Regions from separate parts of the Homo sapiens genome. Here all the other regions are linked to region 1. Evidence: chromatin loops called from intact Hi-C (ENCODE). Cell type or tissue: dorsolateral prefrontal cortex. All regions are shown on one strand. Links, peaks and the distances in the headings refer to the core of each region. The heading gives the core; the rest is flanking DNA. Region 1 holds the start of ADAMTSL1 (ADAMTS like 1). Region 2 overlaps ADAMTSL1 (ADAMTS like 1). Region 3 overlaps ADAMTSL1 (ADAMTS like 1).

Evidence for each region. A loop is a pair of places that touch in the nucleus more often than their neighbours do. Peaks named below come from ENCODE experiments on the same cell type or tissue, not always from the same donor. Only the 100,000 strongest peaks of a DNase experiment are listed, where the experiment ranks them.
Region 2: a loop joins it to region 1, with 2.2 times the contacts of the local background. A loop is called at or near these places in 4 of 110 quality-filtered maps.
Region 3: it touches region 1 in a loop (2.5-fold over the local background); 4 of 110 quality-filtered maps call a loop at or near these places.

What each region holds. Positions count from the first base shown.
Region 1 is chr9:18,470,898-18,479,479 of GRCh38, forward strand. ADAMTSL1 (ADAMTS like 1) reads left to right here and starts at 3,256. Exons shown (of 29, transcript NM_001040272.6): 1 at 3,256-3,398. The coding sequence starts at 3,336. In dorsolateral prefrontal cortex, for the core only: no CTCF peak of the experiment used is centred there; a DNase peak (open chromatin) is centred at 3,324; H3K4me3 peaks cover 1,195 bases.
Region 2 is chr9:18,600,112-18,608,693 of GRCh38, forward strand. The region is part of intron 4 of ADAMTSL1 (ADAMTS like 1); the gene reads left to right. Among named protein-coding and RNA genes, the nearest start is that of MIR3152, 31 kb to the left of the region's middle. RefSeq lists an enhancer at 6,569-7,178. In dorsolateral prefrontal cortex, for the core only: no CTCF peak of the experiment used is centred there; no DNase peak of the experiment used is centred there; H3K4me3 peaks cover 599 bases.
Region 3 is chr9:18,611,312-18,619,893 of GRCh38, forward strand. The region is part of intron 4 of ADAMTSL1 (ADAMTS like 1); the gene reads left to right. Among named protein-coding and RNA genes, the nearest start is that of MIR3152, 42 kb to the left of the region's middle. In dorsolateral prefrontal cortex, for the core only: no CTCF peak of the experiment used is centred there; no DNase peak of the experiment used is centred there.

The DNA.
Region 1 (8,582 bases), core at 1,445-6,444:
GTATTATTCAGCTGCCACGGCTTCTGCTAGTGCTGCTGCTCACACACTTGCAGACGGTTTTAATTTAGATACCTGAAGAGGAAAAAAGGAATTTGGCCAACGCCCTGCTCAGATGCCGTAAGTGGCCTTTCCCCGGTTGCCATTAATATGGATCTAGATTACCTAAAGTTTTACATTACTTTTCCTAGGTGCTGAAAACGTTTTAGAAATGAGAAAGTCAAGACACATAGAAGCTGGAGGCTAAAATAAGATACTTTCCATCGTCAGGTAACATATACCCATGGTAAACCCTGGTAGCCTACTTTCCTTTTCCTATAAACATCCCCCTTCAACAACATCACTGCCAACATCTGAATATATGTATGTGTATACATCATATATAGATATAATGCATATATATGAATATGAGATGAGGGTGGATTTAGATTCGGTAAACCGTGGCTCAATGGCCAGTTCTAGCCAGCAAAGCTTTAGTCAAGTCACTTAACTTCTCTGAGCCTCAGTTTCCACGTACATAAAATGGGGTGATTACTTAATTTCAAAAAGTAGTCACAAAGGTCAAATGAGATCATAAATGTAAAATCACTTTGTAAACCATAAAGATGGCATGTACATTTTGGCCATCATCAAAATTAGTTCATGACCAAAACTTTTCCCAGTCACCTTAACCCAACTTGATTTTGTTCTCCCTTTTCTGAAGTTATAGTAAATTTGTAATTTCACCTGTACTGTGTAGCTCTGGATGTGCAATTGCTTTTCCTAGTTTCTCTGGGTATTCCCAAGAGGAAAGAAAATGCTGTGAGGAATCAGAAGCATGAGACAGTGTGGTGGGCATCCTCCAGGCATTCAACAGGTGATTGAGGGCTTAACTTTAAAATAGTATATTATTCGGTGACTTCATTGAGATGACCATCTTGCTGTACATTAGCATGCCCATTAAAACTTCAAGGCAGAAATTTCTGACTCAAAATACCTAGGCAGTATTTATTTGCAAAGCAGAAAAGAATCTAAACTAGCATGTAAGTGGTTCCCAGTTATTTTCTGACCATGCTGATTATTTTTCTGTTCCTCTACAAATAGTATCTCATCATTAGCTTTGTTGCTACTTTTCTTTCTCCCATTACCTATTCTTCCCTTTGGATCTGCTTAATGAGCAGGGTTTATGTGTGAAGAGGGAGGAGGTGGTATTAGGTAAAATGTTCCATTAATAGAACTAGCTGAAACTCTTCAGTTAATGACTGTGATAGGAGGGAAAAAAATAAACCCTTTAGCAGAAAGCTCTGGTGTGTAACAGAGAGACACATGTAACATAGCTTTATGAATGAAAGTTTATTTCAATCAATCACCTTTCTTTAATGTGATGAGGATTTCAGACAAAAACAATAGTGGAAAGACAAAGTTAAGCATTTTTACATCTACTTGTGAATACGCTTTAGCTTATGAGCATTAGCTAGTTTTTGAGAGATTTGTAAAACAAATCTTTCTAAAAGGGAAAAGCATATTTCAAGAATGGGCTCTCTTTGTTATGGATTTGTACTGTCCATTTTTCTAGGTCCACATACTTAATATTGAGAACAAAGGATAATCTTTGTATGACCTTGACTTTCCTAACAGCATGAAAATAGGATTTTTAAAGTTTCTCTCTCTTTAATTGATATACCATATGAAGTAGGTAACCTAAAGTTGAACAACCTGCTTTTCTTCACCTTTTTGAAAAGCAACGCAGCAGGTATGTACATAGGCAGACCTGCCTGTATTCACATGCCCATTATGGCTTGATCAGGTTTTCCATATTCGTGTGTTTCATACCTCTTGTCAGTATTTTTTAATAATGAAAGGAAAGAACATTAATTCTAAATGTCTTGTACCTCCACTGCATATATTTCTGGGCTATCAGGAGATCTGAAAAGGGAAAACGTCCTGATGACACACCTATGGCAATGTAAGGCCAGGGCTGCTCTTTTATTCTTTCAAAACTCAATGATTTCCTTTGCAGATAAGGGGAAATACATCCTTGTTTGACATTTGACACTTTTCTAAAACTGTAATAAAACCTTCCTCTAGTAGAGTCAAATCTCCCTTGCTGGTGGATTAAGCAGCTTCAGAAGCTTCCTGACCTTCTCGTTGCTGTTGCTGGCCTTGTCGTCATTTCACTGCTCATTAGCACTTCCTTCAGGGCTGGACTGGCCTCCAAGGTCATCCCATCCAACCCTCTTGCAATAGTGGATGGAAAAATGAGGTAAAACTCAGTTCAGCCTTTTCTGCATTATAACAGCTCTGATAAAGGACGTGGGTGAGGTGCGGAGGAAGCTGAAACTTGGTTAAAAGAAGGTTTGGGGATTAACTGAGGATTTAATTCATCCTTTCTTTCTCTCCCGTGGCTAAAATAGATAGTTGAGAGTTGGCAGTGCATCAAAACCAGGCTGCTCCTCAACCCCAAATTTCAGCCCCACTCATCCTGGAGTCTTTGTTGAGGGTTTCTTTTTAAACTGGGGGATCTAAGTTTCTAATTGTGCCTTTACAATTAGCAAATCTTAAATGCCTTCAATTGTCACTTTACAGAGAAGCAACTTGCTTTGTTTTTTTCCCCCCAAATTAAGTCCTTAATAACACAAAATAACTTATGCCACTGTTTAGGCTTAGTGAGGAACCTTCAGAAAATGTATAGAGTATTTATTTTGCAAGTCAAGAGAGAAAGTAAAGAGGAACTTTATGGAGGCGAAATAAAACAGTTGTACAGAACACATTTACAGGGCACATTAAGTCGGTTTTTGTCTATGGTTCTTTCCCTTTATGGCATATGTTATATATTGACAGGGATTAAGTTTCTCTCCTGAATGGAACAATACACAGTCACAGGGAGCTACTGTACTTTACAAAGCAACAGACATCAGCACAGGCAAATGGCAAATAGAAATGCATCTCACAAAGAACTAACCAGGTCCATGGGAAGCACAGTGCTTGGCTTCATCTTTTGCAATTCTGCATCTTTTGCATTTCCCTTCTCGCTCTGCTGCTCGCTCGCCTTTCTTTTTCGTCCTTTTCCCCCTTTTTTGCTCGCACCGTTACACTTTCTCTGTCCTCCTGGCTTTGTTATTCAGCATGTCTGATTAGCAGGAGCCTGATTGGCTGGCTGCCTGCTCCGAGAGAGATTCCATTCAGCTTACCCCCCACCCATCCACCCACCCACCCCTCGGTCAGGAAATGTGAGAGGGGCTGATGGAAGCTGATAGGCAGGACTGGAGTGTTAGCACCAGTACTGGATGTGACAGCAGGCAGAGGAGCACTTAGCAGCTTATTCAGTGTCCGATTCTGATTCCGGCAAGGATCCAAGCATGGAATGCTGCCGTCGGGCAACTCCTGGCACACTGCTCCTCTTTCTGGCTTTCCTGCTCCTGGTAAATGCCTTTTCATTTCAATGCATTGCTATTGCCATTGAGTCTGGGTGCTGTTGGGGGTGTGTGTGTGTATGTGTGTTTGTGTGTGTGTGTGTGTCTTTATCTTAAAACTCCAGGTAAAATAATTTACACGATTACAAAGAGAGAATACTCCTTCTAGAACTTTTAACCTCAACTTCCCAAGCAAGATAAAGTCTGCAAGACTTTCTGGAATTAGTTACTGCTATACAGTAATACTGATACTGAGACATGAACTTTGGGACATACTGCATGGAGTTTGGGAGCTGAGGACTGTATATATGGTGGTGTGTATGCTTGGAATTTGGATAACAGACATCCTGAAATTAAACTCACTCACTGTGGTGTTCCTGGAATTTTTTGATGGATAGGCTTTGCAGAGCTTGCCCGTACCGCCTTTAATGAATTACTTTCCATCTATGCACATGTACTATGGAACCAGGTAAAGAGGGGAATGAGAGCCTCTTTGCAGCCAACCCAGATTATGGCTCTTAATTACTGCAAGTCATTTATGGATAGAAGTTAATGCTAGGATTTATGAATTGAGGATTATGGCCTTTGATCTCAAATTTACTTTTAAAGAAGAAAAAGGAATGGTGACTTTTAGTACGGCTGATTGCCACAGTCATAGTGATAAGATGCTCTGCTCTTGAACGTCAGTACACATTGCATTTTTGACTCGAAGTAAATGTTCCGTTGTGACTCATACTTGGTTTTATGGGCAGAAAATGAACATTTACTGTCCAAAATAAATCTACACTCAAAATATTAATAGCAATGCACATTTTTTAAACCAGAGTGTTCTGGGCAGGCAGCTTAGTAAACCTCATCTGAAGGTTTGATTCCAAAATTTGCACACACTGATCCAAACAAATGTGATTGTAGTTTTTCCTGTCACATTTATAACATGCCAGAACTTCCTCAGAAGGTAACAAGGCAGGAAGAGAACAAGGTAAAAATGTAGCAAATGAATAGGTTGCATTGATTCCTTGATGGGGAAGGAATGTTTGTTCTGATTATATTCTGACAAATCTGATCTGCGCTATAATTTTGAAGTAGGGAAGAAAGCCATTTGGTACAAACTGAAAAAGTCCAGGAGATTCATCAAATAGAGTAATCAGACAGTGATTCAATATTTTATACATTCCCACTTCTTAATGATTTGCATCATTGTAGCTAAGAAATTATAATGCTGCATTGCAAGTGCTATAAATATAGAAATAAATTTTTAATTTTTCATAGAAATTTAAAGGTAAACTACATTTCAAGCATGAATGAACTATAAGTTTTAGCTGTTCTGAAAAATACAAAGAACAGAATGTTTAGGTATGCTTTATGACTTGTGGAGCAAGCGATTTATGAAAGGTGTCTCATTTTTTCCATATGGGATGTGTTACTTGTATACACCATTAGTTTGTCTCATCTTTCCTTCTTTGTGATTTTTTTAAGTGTGTGTTATTTTCCCATTATATTGCATCATAAAGCAAATTACCAGTATACATTACTTTTTTGATATTTTCATATGGAAGTATGATCTCATTATACTTTAGTAAAACTTTCCCATTCAGGAATAGATTGTTTTGCTATCCATTTGGTAAACGCATTATATCCCTCTGTGATATCTTGAATATTCATATATGTATTAGAGCATATAATTTGACTTATGTGGAATGAAAAGGTATGTATGCTTATTTCAGAAGGACTTAAAACATATCATATTTAAATTACAATAATTGTATTATAAAGATAAAATTAAAACAAACCTAGGTTTGTTTTATGCCTGCATTTAAATTAAGTGGAAATCTGAGAGTTATGCTACAAAAGGAAGAACTGACTGATGTTTACATACATCCCTTTGCCAAGCAATAACAGCATTAGTAATAGCTGTCATGTATTTTGTGTCTGAATGTGGCTAGTTGTTTGAAAATCATTACAATAAATCCTTACAATAATCATACAGATAAGACATTTTAAACCCGTTTTTTCAGGCAATGAAATAAGCTTGCATTTGAACCCAAAGGTCAAATAATGGAGAGAATAGAACATGTTTGCTTCGTATGGTGGTTGTAAATATTTAAGAACAATGAAAACAGTGGTGCAGGTTGGTCTGTACCCTTTGTTGCAGATATTTAGGCTTTCTGCATCATCTTGATCATTAAAGATATGTACAATATCATGAGCACTTGTTAAACTTGCTCATTAACTGCCCCCTTTAGCATTAAATTTAATTATTGGCTTAAGAGATTGTGACCTTTAGCCTGTTGTGTACTTGATTTAGAACTAGAAGTGTGGCATCATCAGCTCAACCTTCAAACTTGATAGAGAAATTGAATTGAGGGGCTTGTTTTTCCTATAGTCTTTTTTTTGTTTTTGTTTTCATTTACACATTGCAAGGATTCTGTCTATTCTTGGACTTATTTGGGGCAATTTCTAAAGGTCTCTGTAACTTAATTGGAAAACATCCTGTCTATTTTGTGGCAAGCCCAGTTTCTACCTTATTAAAATATCCCTCATTTCACTGACAGCTGAATCATCTGTATCATGACTAGGTTCTTGAGTGTGTACAAATATTGAAGGTTGTTCAGCCTTCATTCTGTCAAAATCCTTTCCCCTTGGAACTTATTTCTGAGAGGATGGGTGTTGAATCTATTTTACGTTACCACCCATATTTTCATGCACAGAACTTATATCATAAATTTATATTCTGGACACAGTAGGACAGTAGTACTGATCAAGAGATTTCATTTGATATTCAGGTGAAATTAAGCTACATAATGCCATTTTCTCAATCCTCCCATTCTGCTTTCTCGTATTTATTCTCTCTCCTTTGTCCCAATTGTTTAGCTCAAAAAGAATGTGGCAAAAACCATGACCGGCCATTGACATATGTGTCCATCTACACTTGAAGTCAAATCACTTCTTGTCAGAAAGGCATTTAATCAAATTTGCATTTGCCTTTTGTTTCTTTTAAACGGTTTTAAGCTCTTTTGCCTGCTATTGTGAGAGTTGCAAGAGTAACACTAGGAATTATAATAAAGTACATGTGTTTTCCTGTTGAATTTCTTTTTCTTCTCTGTACTAATTTATACATGGCAACTAGTCAAACACAATAGCCCATTCCCTTCAGTCCCTCTGGCACTCTCTCCCACTATTATCTAAGTGGATCTATCTTGGATGGGGAGAAGCACCCTTAGCTTGTGGAATGAATGTTAAGTCCCTTATTTACAGGAGACCGCGGCCTGTTCCAGCAGCATGTATGTCAGTGTGTTCATGTGCATGCACAAGCACTTTTCTATAATTGTTCACTCTACACAGATTTCTTTTTCTCAGACCTAGATTGTCTTTAAATCAAGCTTGAAGACTTTTCGCATAGATCTACAGAACGCTATGAAGCATTTAAAATTTAAAAATCACTTTCTTCATGTTTTTGTGAAGTTTCTTGTCTAGACATGGCCAGCTACATTTTTGTTTACTCAGGCTCCTGTTTTTAGTGTTTCAGTGTGTTCAGGACCACTTTCTGGCCCCCATTATTATTTTCACATAACACCATTTCTGTTGCTTCATATAAGTTGAGGGAAGAGTGTCCAATAGTGGTCACTAGTGAACTACAGAAGAATCTTGTTACACCAGGAAAGTTTTTCCTTGAAAAAGCATATGGAAATTGAAGTCTTTTGAGAGACAAAGAGAATGAATAAATAAATGCATGTATGTATTTGTGCATTTGTATGTTTTAATACATGTTGATGCCCATTTACTATTATGTATGTATAAATTGGAAAGCAGTCTTCTAACACACCATGGAGTAGGCTATTACTCTAACTTAGGAGATTCACATCTCCTAAGTTGATTCTATCCTACTAACAATATTACAGTTAGGGTTTGCAATTTTTATCAGTTAAGTGTCGTTAACTCTATACAAGTTACTCATGTTTTTTAAAAACTTAGTTTACTTGGGCTGTATTTTGCTTGGGGATTATATTAGCATGAGACATGGTCTGGTGTTTTGGTTCTCCCCTTTATTATGGCTTACTCAGAATATAATTTTAAACTCTTCCAGGAAAAATACTGGGTCCTATGAATTTCTGCTTTTCCCGAAGCACCTAGTAGAGTGCCGTGTAGATACAGTTTGTGAACTAAATGAAGAGAAAAAATGACTTACAGAGACTATCGAAGGGTTCTTTAATTCTTCATATTTTCAGTGATTCTTAAATTCATATGTGTAGTTCTGTTTCTTTGGTCAAGTGACAGCTCTGCTTTTAATTCATGTATCTTCCAGTTTCCAGGAATGACACGCTCTCAGGTCCAGCTATGTAAGTTTAATTGTGCCCTCCTCTCAGTAAGCATATTCTACTGTTTCTGTGGTCTCATGAGTAGAGTGACCCAGAAGTGACCTCTTCGTAGCATAAGGACCGGAGCCTTTTCTTGAGTGAGAGCATTCCTTCAATCACCATGAATAACCTACTGGTTAACTGTATTGAGATAATCACAGGAAAATGTGTCTAAATCAAGTTTTACAGTCTTGTCATTGTTACTAACTTTCTTCTTTTAGAGAGCTGGCTTCAAACTTTGTGTTTTCACCAGAATGAGACAAGTGCGTGTCATTTTCTGTCTACATCATAAAAACCATACCATGTGGTTGAATTTTGGCTTGATTGGCAGTACTGGCTCATGAGCGGCTTAGGACTGGCATACCAGAGGTGATGTAAGTCCTAAAGGATCCTAATTGAAATAGGCCAGCACAGCTGTGTGGGGAGCCTGCCTGCTAACTGGGGTAAGCTGTTGCTATCAACCCCTTCTTTCCATGAGCTCAAAAATAAATGACTAAATCTCCCCAATTCCCGAACTTCAAGATTAAAACCTACATTGAATAAAGCTTAACTGTTCTGTTTTGCCTCTCAGGGACTCTGTTAACTGGAGCACCCAGCATGGAGGGCAGTTAGTTAAGTTTTCTGGCCACGTCAAGAAGATGCCCAATGGCTGTAATCTGCAGCCAACAGTGACCTCAGGCTTTTTGTTTATTGTCTTTCCCAAGAAACTCAGTATTCATAAATCCATTAAAAAGTTTTGCTGTATCCACAAGCATTCTTTATTTTGATTAGAGAAATATATTTTATCTCATGAAGTAATTGTAACCTTTATTAGGAGAAATACCATAATTTCTGTGTT
Region 2 (8,582 bases), core at 2,509-7,508, 130 kb after region 1:
TTTGGGGCCTCTTTCACTCACTGCACAGCCTGGACCTGTAGCTATCTGCTTCTCTGATGCTTCCCCAAAGGCTATATAGGCTAGGTATTTCTAAGGGGAAGGAGAAAGAACTATTGTTATCATGATGGTAATGATAAGAATAGAAAAACGATCCTCATATATTAAGCTCTAACCATGCCAGACACTCCCAAGTACTTAACATGCTATTTAAACCTCAGAGAACCCCATCTACTGCCCAAAAAGTCTAGTTTTCTTGCCCAAGGTCATGTAACTTGTGAGTGACTGAATTAGGATTTGAACTCAGATCTGTCTGACCCTATAGCCTGTGCTTTTTATTTTACTGTACTGATTCATAGAATTATACTTCCCTCCTAGACAACCCTCCCTGAATTTTAAGCCCCTGAGAATCTATGACTGGATACCAAGAATTGGGGTCCCTACTTGCCACTGGTTTTTGGGTTTCTATGAGAAACAGTAGAAAAGAGAAGTTCTGATTATCACTGGTGGGGCTCCTTCTGCTTTCATCTCATCTAGCTCAGGATCAGCTCTGGGTGCTAAGGCATACAGCCATTCTCCTGAGTAAAAGGAACTCTTTGGAAACTTTTTCTACTAAATCAATTTGATGCCACATTAAAGGCTTTAAAAAGAACATTTGAGGTAAAGAGCAACTACTCAAATTTTTAAAATCTAAAGAAACAAAAATATAAACTCTTAGCCTGTACCTATGGTTGTTTCAAAAGAAAAAGAATAAATTTCTTATTCTTGGAACTATACATCTCATTTACGTTATTTTTCTTTCTTCCTGTTGATTCCAACCCCCACATCATCTTTAAAGCCTACTGCTTTTCAAATCCAGAGTATTGTCAATTTCCTATTGGTTTCCTTCAGCATTATTCTCCTTCACTTGTGTTTCTTTTCTTTCTGATTTCTCAAAACCTTAAACTAACTCTCTCAGTTTTCTCTATCTCCTTTTGAAAACTCTGGGAATACATTTCCTAATAGAGTTTCCTTCTGTATACTCAGCTCCAGAATAGGACAATAAGTGCCCTTCCTGGTGAAATACATATACTCTATTTTAGGATTCTTTTGGTTACAAGCAATAGAAATTTAGTCTGCTCAACCTAAGATCAAAAGGATGAATCATTGAAAGGATAAAGATTAATGACAAGAACATCAACTATGTATTTAGCAAAATAAGTATTGGGCAACTAGAACCAAACAGAAAGCTCAAAGGCCAGGCCTCAAGAAGCACAAGTGCCAGGGCAACTTTGAGGTCCTCAGCTACAGGTGTGCACAGATCTGGCAAAAAATAACTTAGCTCTAATCATATTCTGACTCTTTCTGTCTCCAGCCAATTTTCAAATTCCCAGGGAAGAGAGTCTGGCCTAGTCTAAGTGTCTCTATTACTGAATTAATTAGCCATGGCCAGGGGATGGAGTGACTAACACAGTCATGGCCAGTGAGGATTTCCTAGGGATGCTATAAGTGACCATGGGCATAGTGCCAGGTCTGTAATTATTTTTGTATATTTATTTCTAAATTAGGGATTTGGTCTATATGAAAGGTGATTTTATTAAATATGTGTAGCATATATCATACATCATAAATAATGTATAGTATAATGTAGCACATATATACACATTTATATATTACATTATACATTATAATATACATTATATATAGATGTAATGTAGCATATCTATACATTTCCATAGATATTATATATATAGTGTATATTGAAGTACATAGCTTCTGATGTATAGTAAAATAATTTGACAGAAGGTTCTTAGAACTTTTAAAAATGACATTTTTATTGGTTAGAGATTCAGTCTGAGAAATATCTCATATCTTTTCCTATAACAGGAAAGAATTTATTAAGGCAATAGTTTTGTAAATCTCATTAAAGTTTTACCATCTTCGTGATTGTTAGCAATTGTAAGCAGGGCAATGCAGTACAGGCTTCTGCATAAGAAATGTCTTCCTAGTTAGTGAATGGATGTGATTTCACTACTGCCTACTGCCTATGAGAAGGTAGTCATATCTTGAGTCATTCTTCTGCTGCCTTTACAATGAATTGCATCTTTTATGCTTTGGTGGATGTATTTGTTAGGCTGGGAGTGCTCAGAAGTTGATAATGATAGACAAGCCATGGAAAACTTCTGTCTTGGTTCATACTAAAATCTTTTTGCACTAGGACAAAACGAAACTTCTGCTGCAAACATGAGCCTCCTCTCTTCTTTAGCCAAAAGTTCACCAGGGTTCAAACAATTTCTTAATGGATTCCAGCAAGATTTTGTGGGGCTATAAGAAATGTTTCTGGTTTGCAGCGTAGAGGAATGTGTCTTGCACAGTACCAGCACTGGAATCAGGACCCACCTGGATTCAAGCCCCAGACTGGGCTTCTAATCTGGTTCTGATTTTGGGGGGACTTGGCAGCCTGCCTTTATTGTTCCAGGGTATTGCTGCCATTCTTTAATTCAGAGCTCACATCTCACCTCCTCCATCAACCCTTCCCAGGTTGTTGAGAAATCAGCCCCATCTGTACCCCAAATCTAGTACAAGTTCCTTTTATTCTCCCTCTCAAACAAATCTGTCAGACACAGTCACTTCTCAGTTGTCCATACTGATAAAGGAATACATTTCTGTAGGTAATCTATGATATCTAGTCTATGGAGACTTTTTCTTCCCTGTAGAAAGGTATCTGACACATGAAGTTAAGTAGGTCGGACAATGAGAACTGGCAACACTGGAATGCCCACTGAAGGGACTGTGTGTTTGTGTGGGTGAGTTTTCTCTGAATTTTTGATACTTACTTTCTAAATACTCCCATTTTTCTTCCTTAGATCAATAGGCAACTTCTAAGAGGTAAAAAATGAGGTAAATATTTTTACGTAAAATGAGAGCTAAGTTTCTGACTTTTGAAGAACATCAGAAAATAATATTTTAAAACACCAACTAACATCCACTTACTTTTGTTCTTCTTCAACCCCTATGGCTGGGTTTGTTGTTGTAATCATTAATAGTAATGGTAGGTGTTCCATGATTAAACTCTGAGAGCTTTCTATTCCTTTGTTGAATCCTTATAACAACAACTCTTGGAGGTATGATTGGTACCATTTTACAGGTGAAGAAACCAAGGCCTAGAAAGATGAGGTGACTTGGAAAAAGTTATGCAGCTAATAAATAGCAGAACTTAGATTCAGATTTAGATCCATCTGTCTCCAAAGCTATATGCTATGCTATGCTATGCTATGCTATGCTATGCTATGCTATGCTATGCTATGCTATGCTATGCTATGCTATGCTATACTGTGCTATACTGTACTATGCAGTATTGTTGGGTCCATATATGTCTTGCTCAGTAGAAGAACAGTGAGTGCAAACACATGGAGTTTTGTCCACATCTTGTTAGAAAGAGGCCATAGGACCAGCTGGTATTTAGGGCAGAGGCATCATTCCATACCTCCTCAACAACCAACCCACATAGCAGATGTTTACTTTTATTTGTTTCTATAATGACACAGCTCTATGTATTCCTTGTATTAGTTGCTTCTGTGTCTGTTGCTTTTCTGCCTCCTATTCTTTTTTTATTATAGTAAAATGTAACATAGATTTTACCATTTGAACCCTTTTAAGTATATACTTCAGGGACATTAAATACATTCACGTTGTTGTGCCATCTCCAGGACTTTTTCATCTTCCCAAACTGACACTCTATGCCTATTAACCAATAACTCCCTGTTAGAAATACCAAAATTGTTAGAAATAGATAATTGGTGCCACAAAGAAAAGACAGTACAGAGACAAAAGATCTCTCAGCAAGGCAATCTTTACTTTCTGCAGAAAGGGTGCTCAGTCGCAGATGGAACAATGGCGAGAGCACACCTGAACAAAGGAAAAGCAGGCATATTTATCCCTATGCATTTGGGTTGTCCTTACTGCTGTGTCCTGCATCCATTGGCTGGAGCTGGACCTCATATTCTGAAACTGACACCCAATTTGCTAACAGCCTAAAACTTTCCTAAATAGGTAAGTGCAAGGAAGAACAAAGAATTTGCTTACAAAAGGTTTAAGGAGGCAATAACATTTCCAAATAAGGAAGGGGCATAGGCTGCAAGCTGGAACGTGCCTGTGAGCATGTCCAACAATTACATAGGGTAGGGCTTAACAAAGAGTTATTAGCACAAAGCAAGGAGGCTTGAGGAAAGTTAGTCTTTAAAAGAAACTATTATTTCTAACACTTATGGTTTACTCTTTAACAAGAAGGAAAACTTTGAAGAGGAAACTTTCACTTTCTATGCTCCCCATTTTCCCCTCTTCCTAACCCCCAGTAATCACCATCTATTTTCTTTCTCTATGAATTTGACTATTTGGGGTGCCTAGTATAATGAAATCATATAATATTTGTCCTTTTTTTGTCTGGTTTATTTTACTTAACCTAAGGTCTTCAAGGTTCTTCTATGTCATAGCAAGTCATAATTACATTCCTTTTTAGAGCTGAATAATATTTTGTTGTATGAATATATAACATTTTATCCATTTGGCATCTATGGACACTTGGGTTGTTTCCCCCTTTTGGCTATTGTGAATTATGCTGCTGTGAACATAGGCACACAAGTGTATGTTCAAGTCCTTGTCTGCAATTCTTGTAGGTAGATAGGCGCAAAAGTAGCATTACAGAATCACGTGGTAATTGCATGTTTAATTTTTTTAGGAACAGCCATACTGTTTTCTGCAGGGCTGCACCATTTTACATTCCCACCAGTTCTGCCTCCTACTCATGCCTACTCTTAGTTTATGAAGCCCTCTAGAGCATAGCTGCTGCAACTTTTGAGTCTTTTACCCTTTAACAGCTAGGACAATACCATTCCCATAAAGAGTGTTGATTAAAAGACATGCTCACTGTAGTGGAGATCATGATACTAAAATTACTTCAGCTTCTCCAGGAGATTTACAAATGTTCGGCCATGGAACTCCTCTCACTTGTATTCTTCCCTACCTTTTTTCCCTCTTCTGCTCCCAAGCTCAGAAAATAACCATGAAAATAGTGAGATGCCTCTCTGCAGGAAAAAAATAAAAGTGTAACTGTGCCTCTTTGCATACCAATGGGGTATTTCAGAGAGTGGCAACCTGTTTATCTATGCAGTTGTTGATTTATGATCGCCAGTACATGTTTGGCAGGCTGAATCCACATCTGCAATTTAAATGACTGCTTACAAAATGAGCCTTTTTTCCCTAATATCCAATTAGGACCAAGCGCTGGCATTGTAGATGAAAAAGCGGTTATGTTGAAAACAGTTCTAATCCCAATTGCAAAAGAAGTTATCACTGGTGGAACTATCAGAAAAACACTTGCTTCAGGCATGCAATCTTGACAGTCTACACATTTTAAGGCAAGAGCATGTTTGTACTCAGCAATGGGTTCTGCACTCCACCTTGGGAAAGAAGAACAGAAAAGACAGCCTGCTTTTGGTGTAGGCCCAGAGACAGCATCAGGCCTCAGATGAGTTTCCCACGTAACTCTTCCTATATCCCTCATTTTGTAACTGCATCACCCCGGTACTATAATCTTGAACACTTTTGGTGCTAAAGCTGCCAATTTTCCTGATTTTGTGTAATTTTTTGAGGTTCACAAATAGAAACAAGTGTACAAATATTCCATTCACATGCTTTCTAAATGTTTTTATTTTACCTTTGACTGAAAGGGGTCAAAGCTGAGTATAAAGGTGCTTTGATATTGGAACACACTCTCCTTGCGTCACGCTTGACCCAGGCTGGGTGGTGGAAGCAGAGGTAGGTGCTACTTGTGTGAACTGTGTGTTCAAGTCAGCATGCTCTGGAATTGATAGTGTGTCATTCTGGGCTTTCTACCCCTTTCTGACACTGCGTGGTACAAACCAAAAGTTCACATTGGGGTCATGATTGCTGGCTTTTGGCAGGGCTTGGCGAGAAGGTCTCTGCAGGGTTAGGCCGCCCAGATGCGAGCTGTTTGGGCTGAGTTCAGTTTGTTTCCATTTGCTCCCTCTCCCTCCTCCCCTCTCCTCAGTCATGCCAACTGCTACTGGAGATGTTTTTCCTCTGTTTAAGGTAATAACCGAGTCAATGCTGAAGCCAAGCTATAGGCAAGCATTGAAAATAAATTTTCAAGGGGGTTGTTTTCATATTATTAGGAAAAGCCTTGGAATCTTTTTGAAAGTTTTTGTTTCCTGAGAAACTGCCCTTTGGGAATATCTTTGTTTTTTGAGTGCCTTTAGCTTGGTGCTGAGAAATAAACTTAGGAAATATGATTGAGATGTAGTGGGCTAGGTTTTTAAACAAAATGCTCTAAACATTCCCTCAAAAACCATTTCTCTAAACAGAGCGCTCGCATGAGTAGCTGATTAGTACATGTGGTGCTGCCTGACCTCTTGAGGATACACACTGTTTGCTTGAAAGTCCCCTGGTATATTAGGTGACCTAGTGTAATAGGAATGACATTTTTTAAAGAGACTAAATCCCAATTCTGTCATTTTCTAGATAGGTGATATAGGCAGTTGCTTTGGTTTTGTCACCTGTTCAGTTGCAGAGTTTGTTTTACAGGCTTCACGAACTCTGTAAAACACCTGACAGGACTTGATCCACACACCGTACTTCATAAACACCACAATTCCTTCCCCCCCAGTTTTCTTATTTATTGCCTCTTCTCGGCCTCAAGTTTGGTAAGTGAGAACCATCCGCTGCTGCAGTCTATAATTTCCTAATGTAATTTCCCACTCTTCAGAATAATTGTGGCTCACAGTATTTATTTTCTCCCTTCCTGCCAACTGAGATACAACCTCCATTCACTTGCCCTAAGACAAAAGGTTTTGTGGCTTCCAGCTGTGAAGACCAGATCTCACTGAGACAAACAACTGCTGTTATCTTAGGGAAAAAGACAAACCAGCCAACAATGAGCAATCCATGTAAGCCTTGCTCTTAACACACTCATTAAAAAGAATTTTGAAATTGAGGTTGGAAATCATCTGACAACTCAATGCCTAAATGTTGTGGGGAGCATGTTCATAAAAATTCTTCTAGTAAGAAATGTGTTCATCTCCCCTTTGATATGTATCCCAGCCTGTGATTCACTGGAACATGCCTGCACCTACAGAATATAGTTCAACTTTCGATTGTAAAATTTTAATGTTGAAAAACAGCCCGAAGTCTAGGTCAACACTCTGCCAAGAATTCACTTGAAACAACTGTTGAAAACCATAAAATTCGTGGTCAAATATGTTTTTCTATCGAATATGGCATTTGATAGACCCACTTTGTAGAATATGGGGACTTTTCAATTTAGATTCACATAGATATATTGAAAAGAACGCATTGCATATTTTTTTTCAAATGACTCAAAATTTTTTTAATTGACGCTGTATTATGCAATACATTTGAAACTATAATCTTTGGTGATGATTCCATGCAGCATTTTCATAATTTCTTTTATTATTATTATTATTATTATGCTTTAAGTTTTAGGGTACATGTGCACAACATGCAGGTTTGTTACCTATGTATACACGTGCCATGTTGGTGTGCTGCACCCATTAACTCATCATTTAGCATTAGGTATATTTCCTAATGCTATCCCTCCCCCCTACCCCCACCCCACAACAGTCCCCAGAGTGCGATGTTCCCCTTCCTGTGTCCCTGTGTTCTCATTGTTCAGTTCCCACCTATGAGTGAGAACATGCGGTGTTCGGTTTTTTGTCATTGCGATAGTTTGCCGAGAATGTTGGTTTCCAGCTTCATCCATGTCCCTACAAAGGACATGAACTCATCATTTTTTATGACTACATAGTATTCCATGGTGTATTTGTGCCACATTTTCTTAATCTAGTCTATCATTGTCGGACATAAACCACTTATTGCAAATTACATGCTTTTTTATACATAATACATGCAGAAGAAATGCAACGTGATGCAATATAGCCAAATTTGATTGTGGTGTGAACCATAAAAATTGGAAATGCCTTTTCTTCTTTTCCCATGGTCCACCATGAAGCAGTAAGGTTAGGGTACAGAAGCAGGTAATTTGGGTACTTTTAAGGGGATTTGAAGATAGCATATACACTTCCTGTGTTAAGGTAATTCTTTTTAACTAGTTTGGGACAACTGACTAAACACCAATAACTATTATAAAACTGTAGTGTTTAAAAAATTTCTGAACTTAAATATTCCAGTTACTACACGATTTAATTTCACTCTCTAATTAGATATATGCTGTGTGTTGAATTCTGTCAGATTTGGAATTTATAGTTTCAGCTGGATTTAAACTAGACTATAGCAGGAAAGAAAAAGAATTCATTTCTATGCATGTGAGTGGGGGGTTAGTGGAATCTTAATCTTTCTGAATGGGAAAATGTATGCAGTCCTTTCTTTTCATCTCAGCGCCTTTGAGTGAATTTGCTTTTGTCTAAAATGAAAGGAGAAACAGCTCATTTTTCCATTGTCATAATAGTGCAGTGATTCAGCAAAATGTAACTGATTATCCTGAACCCACAAGGCTAGAGTTAGAAAGAGTAGCCAAATTGCTACCTCCAGCTACTTCCAACTCAGTCCCA
Region 3 (8,582 bases), core at 929-5,928, 140 kb after region 1:
TCGCATTCTCCAGACACCCTAATTTTGGAAGCAGGGGAGGGAGAAGACAGCCTGCTAAAGAGCAGTCCCTGACCATCTGCTGAGAATGAATTGTAGTGTCTGTATGCACAAATGTCTATACCAGGATAGTTCTTAGGATTTTTGCTGAAGACTACTAAAGAAACAAATTTCACCAAAAACAATACACAAAAAAATCCAGATGTGTTTAGCAAAAAATTTATGTAAGAATTTGTCCAAGACCCTGAAGTAAATAAGACGAGAACACAATAAATCAGACTGGGAGCACCTGAAGAGTTTTAATAAACGTTAGAAATCAGACTTACTTATTCTCTTTTTCCCTTTCAGAGTGTTTATCCAGCCATTAGATGGTTTAGATTCTTGACTTCAAGAAAGGCAATATAGGAAAAAATTATTTAAAATGTTTGCCATCTTAGCTCAAATAATAAAGGACAGAAATAGGACTCTTAAAAATTAGCACCTGGCAAAAGTTTATTCCTATGAAACCACGTCCTCCTCTATAATTTAACCACAGAGGCTGCCGAAGTTCCTACCCTTTGGTGGAGGTGGGAGTGTGTAGGTTGGATGCAGAAAGAGTGTGGCTTTGCCCCAGCCAGACCACCAGCCAAAGGGTCGGAGCTCACAAAAGGTAAAGGGAAGAGCCAGGCCAGGGGGTTGCCCAAGCTGAAGTCTATTAGGAAGAGCCAGGAATCAGGAACTCAGTAGATCAAGTACAAAGTGAATCTACAGATCCAGAGTTGGTGTCAGAGTCAGGGCATGAAGCCTGGGGCACTGTGCCTAGCAGGAAAGAAGTCAGAGGGAGGTACACTTGGAAATAATGAGCATTTATGCCCCAAGGCAATTCTGGAGTAGTGGGTGAAGGACCAGAGACATAGCAGGCAAGGTGACAAGTGGAAATTAAACTCTCAGATTACAGTGTTATAAAATGATTTGTCCTTAGAGATCTTTTTCTTTTAGAGAGTGTTCTTTTGGTCTTTGGAACCAGTGGCAGAGAGTTTAAATGGTAACAGCTGTTATGTTTTAGCTTGAGACAAAGGGGAAAATTCTTTGAAATCGCAATATATCCCTGTCACTTGTGGTGTTGCCTATAGGCTGAATCCATTCATTCATTGAACACATATATTTTAGTTGCTTGCTGTATGCCAGGCACTGTTCTAGGTGGACAGTGAACAGGGCATCCAAATATCATTGAAATACGCTTAATAAATATCAATGGAACAGAATAGAGAACCCAGAAATAAGACTGCACACCTACAACTGTCTGGTCTTTGACAAAAACAAGCAATGGGGAAAGGATTCCTTATTCAATAAATGGTTCTGGGATAACTGTCTAGCCATATGCAGAAAATTGAAACTGGATCACTTCCTTACACCACATGCAAAAATTAATTCACGATGGATTAAAGACTTAAGTGTAAAACCTAAAACTATAAAAATCCTGGAAGACAATGTAGGCAATACCATTCTGGACATAGGAACTGGCAAAGATTTCATGATGAAGACGCCAAAACCAACAGAAGCAAAAATTGACAAATGGGATCTAATTAAGCTAACAAACTTCTACACAGCGAAAGAAACTATCATCAGAGTGAACAGACAACCTACAGAATTGGAGAAAATATTTGCAAACTATGCATCTGACAAAGGTCTAACATCCAGCATCTATAAGAAATTAAACAAATTTATAAGAAAAAAACAATGCCATTAAAAGATGGGTAAAGGACATGAACAGGCACTTCTCAAAAGAAGACATTTATGTGACCAAAGAGCATATGGAAAAAAAGCTCAACATCACTGATCATTAGAGAAATGCAAACCAAAACCACAATGAGATAGCATTTCACACCAGTCAGAATAGCTATTATTAGAAGGTCAAAAAATAACAGATGCTGGTAAGGTTGTGGAAAAAAAGGAACACTTATACACTGTTGGTGGGAGTGTAAATTAGTTCAAGCATTGTGGAAGACAACATGGCACTTCCTCAAAGACCTAAAGACAGAAATACTATTTGGCCCAGTAATCCCATTCCTGGGTATATACCCAAAGGAATAGAAATTGTTCTGTTATAAAGGCACATGCACATGTATGTTCATTGCAGCACTGTTCACAATAGCAAAGACATGGAATCAACCTAAATGCCCATCAATGATAGACTGGATAAAGGAAATGTGGTAAAGAAACACCATGGAATATTATGCAGCCACAAAAAAGAATGAGATTATGTCCTTTGCAGGGACATGAATGGAGCTGGAGGCCATTATCCTTAACAAACTGACACAAGAACAAAAACAAAAAACAAACAAACAAAAACAAATACTGCATGTTATCACTTATAAGTGGGGGTAAATGACAAGAACACATGAAGACAAAAAGGGGAACAACAGACACTGGTGCCTACTTAAGGGTGAAGGGTGAGAGGAGGGACAGGATCAGAAAAAAACTATTGGGTACTAGGCTTAGTACCTGGGCAATGAAGTAATCTGTACAATATAGCCCACGACACGCATATACCTATGTAACAAAGCTGCACATCATGCACATGTACCCCTGAACTTAAAAGTTAAAAATTAAATATTATGACTGAGGAGAAATACAGCTTTAAATAGTCTGATCAAAGTAGATCTTATTGAGAAGGTATTAATTTTCTCAAACGAAGACTTCAAAGAGTCAGACAACTGCCGTCGAAGTGCCTGAGAAAGAGTGTTACAGCCAGAGGTAGCAACTCAGGGCTGTCCTAAGATGAGAAAGTGTTTGTTGTGTTTGAAGAACAGCAAAGAGACTGAGCCAGAGGAAGTGAGGTCAGAGAGGTCGTTCACATAGATGCTGTAGGACACTGTGGGCTGTTGTAAGGGTCTGGTGAACCTGCAAGGAAATTTGCTAGTCCTGGCTATGACTGCTAAACCCCAGAAGAGAGAACGCCAGGTGTGGGGAGGATGTGTATCCTCGTTCTGCGTGTCTCTTCATTGCCATCTAAACCTCAAGGGGAACATGGTATCTTATAGACTAGAGAGATGCTCATTGATGACACAGTGCTATTCAGCCTAGACTTCAACTCTGGTGACAACAAATCCTAGTAATGCGATTTGCGGCAAGTTGTGTTATCTTTCTGTTTCAGGTTTATTTTTGTGAAATAGACACAATTGTAGCTAATTTTCAAGGTTATTACAAGAATTGTGTGAGAAGCTATGTATCTAAAAATAGCAAGTTTTGGCAAACACTAGTTCACATTTCCTTCTGTAAGCAGGTTTCCCTCCTGTCTTTCTCCTCCTCCGTGCCCCTTTGACCTTTAGTTATACTGATCTTACTCCCTTTCTACTCTCACCTGTTCTGAGGAAATAATCTGATTAAAACCCCTCACCCTAGATTGAGACCAAGCCTACCACCTATATGTATTCGTAATAGCACCATAACAGCCAGCGTAATGCCTTATGCTCAGTTGATTTGGTCTAATTTAAGTATAATCAGCAACTTCATGTGTTACTCCTCCCAAGGGTATTGGAACAACAAACAGAGGACTACACCAGTGGTTCCCAACTTCTTAACACAAAGGAGCCCTTTATTTTTTTTTTCCTATGGGCCTTGTGTTTTGGAAGTTTCCATCTACTCAAAACACTGCATGTATTAAGTAATAATTTGTTTTCCCATTTTATAGCTAAAAGACCTGAGTTTGCAATTAAAAAATAAATACAGTAAGGGTCAGGATTCAGCTTATTTGTATAATGAGATGATTGGTGTTTTGGTGACCTTATGTAGTTTTATTGCAGATAAATATATTTCCATTAGGCTTTTGGAAACAGTAAACATAGCTCATGGAGCACTGTTACCACCTTTGCGAATTACTGGAGATTCTATTTTCTCATATTGGAAACCTTAGTTGTAAACCAAAAACAAAACAAAAAACAAACAAACAAAAAAACCAAGTGTGTAAAAGAGGGAATTTTGGTACCCATAACAAACCATGAGAGAGGTATGTATGCCTGCCTGTGTGGCAGGGGGAGGGGTAGGAGGTGACCGCAGGTGTTGTTGGGGCTGAGCCCCTTCCCCTTCACTTGCTATATGTGCTTCTGAGGCACAGATCACAGATGAAACCATCGTTCATCCCTGTGCGTAAGTGTAGCTCTAGAGGTAATGATCTTGATTAGAATATTCAAACTTGTTATTACCACTCACTATTGCCATATAAATATTGTATAGTATGCCTTTTCATGGTTAATGGGCATCCTACTATAATTTATAGTCAAAAAATCTCAAGGTGGAATTTTGGTTATGTTATTCACCAGCTATGTGACCTTGGGGAATTTATCTTCTCTGAACCTCAGTGTTATAATCTGAACTTGAAATCATTCAAATCTTAAGTTAAATAATGTCTATGGATAATTGTCTAAAAGGTAGGCAACCAATTCCTTTCTCTGGTTCTGAAATGGTAAATGGGTTTAGTTTCCTGATTTGACAACTATAGTCTATTGGATTCGGCTTCTAGAGCCCAGTGTCTTTACGAATCTGGAGCCACATAAAACCTCAGTGACAGAGAGTGCTGCTGCTGATTAGTAATATCTACTGTGGTCCTGGTAGGAGGTATAGCTGCACATGTGCCAGAATTTTGCCAGCCCTGCCCTAAGTACTCCAAAGTCTGCCCTTGGAGTAAATCAGACCATCATAATGCTCTTTACCTGGATGATTTGTTTTGGCTTCTTAAAAATTGCTTTTTTTTTTGGAGACAAAGTCTCGTTCTGTTGCCCAGGCTGGAGTGGAGTGACGCCATCTCGGCTCACTGCAACCTCTGCCTCCCAGGCTCAAACAATTCTCATTCCTCAGCTTCCTGAGTAGCTGGGGCTACAGGTGTTTGCCACCACACTGGGCTAATTTTATATTTTTAGTAGGGATGGGGTTTTGCCATACTGGCCAGGCTGGTCTCAAACTCGTGGCCTCAAGTGATCCGCCTGCCTTGGCCTCCCAAAGTGTTGGGATTACAGGCATAAGCCACCACACCCAGCATAAAATTTGCTTTTATCAAATGTCCCCTGACCATTAGGCTTCATCAGAGGTTATTAGAGCCACCTCTTTGAAACTGCTTGTATGTATTTGCTCAGATGTTATTGGGACATTGTTATATGACATTGTCTTTCAGAAGACTCACAATTAATGTGTATCTATTATTTTGGTACTTTAATTATGGTGCTCCCGAGTGGTTTTTGATTTATTCATTTATTACACAAATATTCATTGTCTACTATAAAGAACACATTATTGCATACATTTTCTAAAAGATCCAGTAGATTCTCTGACTCTTACAACTGCTTATGTGTTCCTATTTTCTAGGAAGCTCAAATCCAGATGTGACCTCCCCCCACCACATCTAGCAACTGTACAGGACGGCATAGTGTGCATTATGTTTAGTTCTCTCATTTCTAGATTTATCTTTCTTACCTTTGCCTTTTTGCTCCATTCACTCATTTGTTCTTGTGAATTTTATGGTTATTTATATGCTATAAATCTTTTTATTATTTAATGAAAGGTTAAGCATAAGCAAATTAATGAATATCTAAATCTTTTGAGGATGAGGTTAGAAATGCACTCCCTCCCCTATTTATTAAAATAATTAGTAAATAAAGGATAATCCATGTAAACCACACTGTTACCCATAAAGTTCTATCTAAATTAAGTAAATATAAATAAGAACAGCTATGGTCAGATTTGCACAGTTTAGTTTTCCATATTTGTCTTTCCCAGTGCTGAAAATAGAAAGCTTTAAAAGTTTCTTACCTCATGATGTTGGATCAAGAAAAGCTTGACATCACTGGCTCAGTATTTGATGCTAGATTGAGTTCCTTATGGGAAACCATTTGAAATGAAGCCATTGTGAACCCATCCTAAGAATGTCAGTCTGAGGCATGATATCTGCTTATGGATTATGTTTATTTATGTTCTCCAAATTATTAGCATGGTGATCTTTCTTTCTCCTGTGGCTACTAATGAAGACATTTTATTAAACATATTTCAGTGTCTAGAGAATTTCAGTCTTGCATACTGCCTGTTCTCTTGCTATCAGCTCTGTAAAGTGAAGGAAGAAACCCCTACTGCAGGCCTGATGCCTAAAATCTGCACGACATACTAAGTCTCTGAGCCAACTTGGATTGGATGCTATGATCCTAGTTTATTTTTTTTTTTGGCAGGGGGGAGGGGGCTGGGTCGGGGGGCAGTTCTCTCCCTCCCTTTAGTAAATCTGAAAGAAGAATAAAGAAAAATCATCAGTGTTAAGTGTGCTTGCTCAACTCAAAAATAAGACAAGTGGCTGCGTATCTTTGTACACATATATGTATATAAGAGAGGGTACAAAAAGCATACATTTAAGATATGAAAGCAGAAATTGATAACCCACTAGTGGTATCTAAACAATGAAAACACTATTAATTTGGTAAGTTTCAGGGTGCTATTTTGCCTTTCTTTAAATTTTTCTTGGAGCTTCTTACTTTTTTGTTACCTGAGATTAAAATATTGCAAAATAAGCAACACTGTGCAGTGATTCTGGATGAGGATGAGGTCAGACCACTGCATCCAGCTGACACCTCATAGTGGAGTACTAATAAACTGTATTAGACCAAAATATTCAGTTTTCCACTGTTTGCAAAAAAATTTCATGCAGTTGCCAAAGTTATGAGTGGTCATTATCTCACTTAAATGTTTTGTCCAGAATGGGGTGGGTCTGGGAACTCAGTGACCTAAACATTGCCTTCCATGACATTTCTCTAATAATTAACATCGGTGTACTTGGGAAATAGTCTCTAAAAAATAATAGCCCTTTACAGCAATTCTTGTTGATGCATCAGGGCAGAGGTTTAGGTTTAGCCTCTTGCTGTCATTTATGGTATGTCTGTTTCTTTGTGTGCACAGTTAAAAACACATGTACATATACATACCTACACACATGCATGCACACATTTTTGCAGACTCGTATGTCAATGGCTGCAGTCTAAGGTCGCCTATCTGTAAACTACATTGAAACTATTAGCAAACCATTATGTGTTTCATCGATTCAGCAGCGTTTATTGTGCATCTCAAATGTCTGATACTGGGCTGAGCAGCAGAAATATCAAGATTAGTAAAACACAGGTTCTCGGGTAGCCCAGGATGTTGTGTGGAGATAGACATGTTAATAAACTCAATGTAAGTTATATAATAATTTGAATTGGGTATACATGAAAAAAAAAACAAAATAATAGTGGCTTAGACACATAAAAGATTTATTCTCTCACAAAAAAAAAAAAAAGATGCAATCCGTCCAAGTGCGGTTCAGGAAACAGGATCTTTCTCTCTTTCTGCTCTGCCATTCTGAGTACAAGGCTTCCATTCTCAAGATTGTCTCATTTCCAAGATGGCTGCTAGAGCCAGCAGGAAGGTAGGAAGGCAGAGGGCAGAAAAGGCATTCCCCAGCCAAGTCAGCTTCTTTTAAGTAGCCTTCCCAGAAGCCTCACTTCTACTTTTATTTCAGTAATTATGATTTTTTCTCATGACCAATGAGAAATGTATTCTTTTAACTGCATATAATGCTAACCCAGATAAAATTGGGGTCCAGTACAAGAAAAATAAGAGAAGATGGATATTTGATGACAACCAGAAACCTCTGCCACATGGAGGTATGAAGAAACGGCTATGGAAACATACAGCAATAAGGCAGTTACCTCTGGAATCTGGACAGGCTTTCTTGAGCAGACGCCTGATTTGGGATTTGAAGGATGAGTAGGAGTTTGCCAAATAAAGAATAGGGAAAGAGTATTCTAGGCAAAAAATAATAGCATGTGCACAGAGGGCCAATTAAGCCCATTTTTGTATTTCTGTTTATTTTTCTCTCTGTTATTAATAGTAGGTCTTAAAGTAACAACTAATTTTAATTAATCTAATAGTTACTCAAAATCAACAGATTAAGATATGTCAAGTATGATTATCCTGATATCCCTGCAAACAATTTTCCACTTGGACCAAAGTAAGAACATTTTATCTGATATAAAGTATTCCACATTTTAAAAATAATTGAGTTAGAAGATTTTGGCATCTTGAAGAGGAATTGATAACAGAGAAAAGGAAGAAAAAAAAAACAATTGTGTCAGGGAGATGTTAGTCTTTTAAATTCTGAAGCTAAACAAAGCCCATTTAAAACTGACTTGGTTCATATCCTGGGGTCCGTAAACCCACACTGATAGCACTAAGTCAGGCGTCTAGCCAAGCTACTCTTAAAGTATGTCACCTCCTATTTAGCTATTCCTAATATTACCGTTGCTTTGGATCTGTGAAGCTGAATTGTTCTTTACTTAAAATGGTTTTGGAACCGTAAGAAATCTTTAGACTTAGAGAGAGATTTTCATGATTATCTCCTTTGGCTCCATTAGAGGCATCAGAGTCCGTTAAAAATTTTCCAGAGAAACTTAAATCCTTTGAGAAACCTGAAATTCCTATAGTTTAAGGAGTAAACCCAGTTAGATTTGGACGCCTGAGAGTGGAAATTCCTGTGCCCAATGCCTGCGCTGTCCTTCCACATGGTCAAGGATCTTGTCAGATTAAGTCCTCTT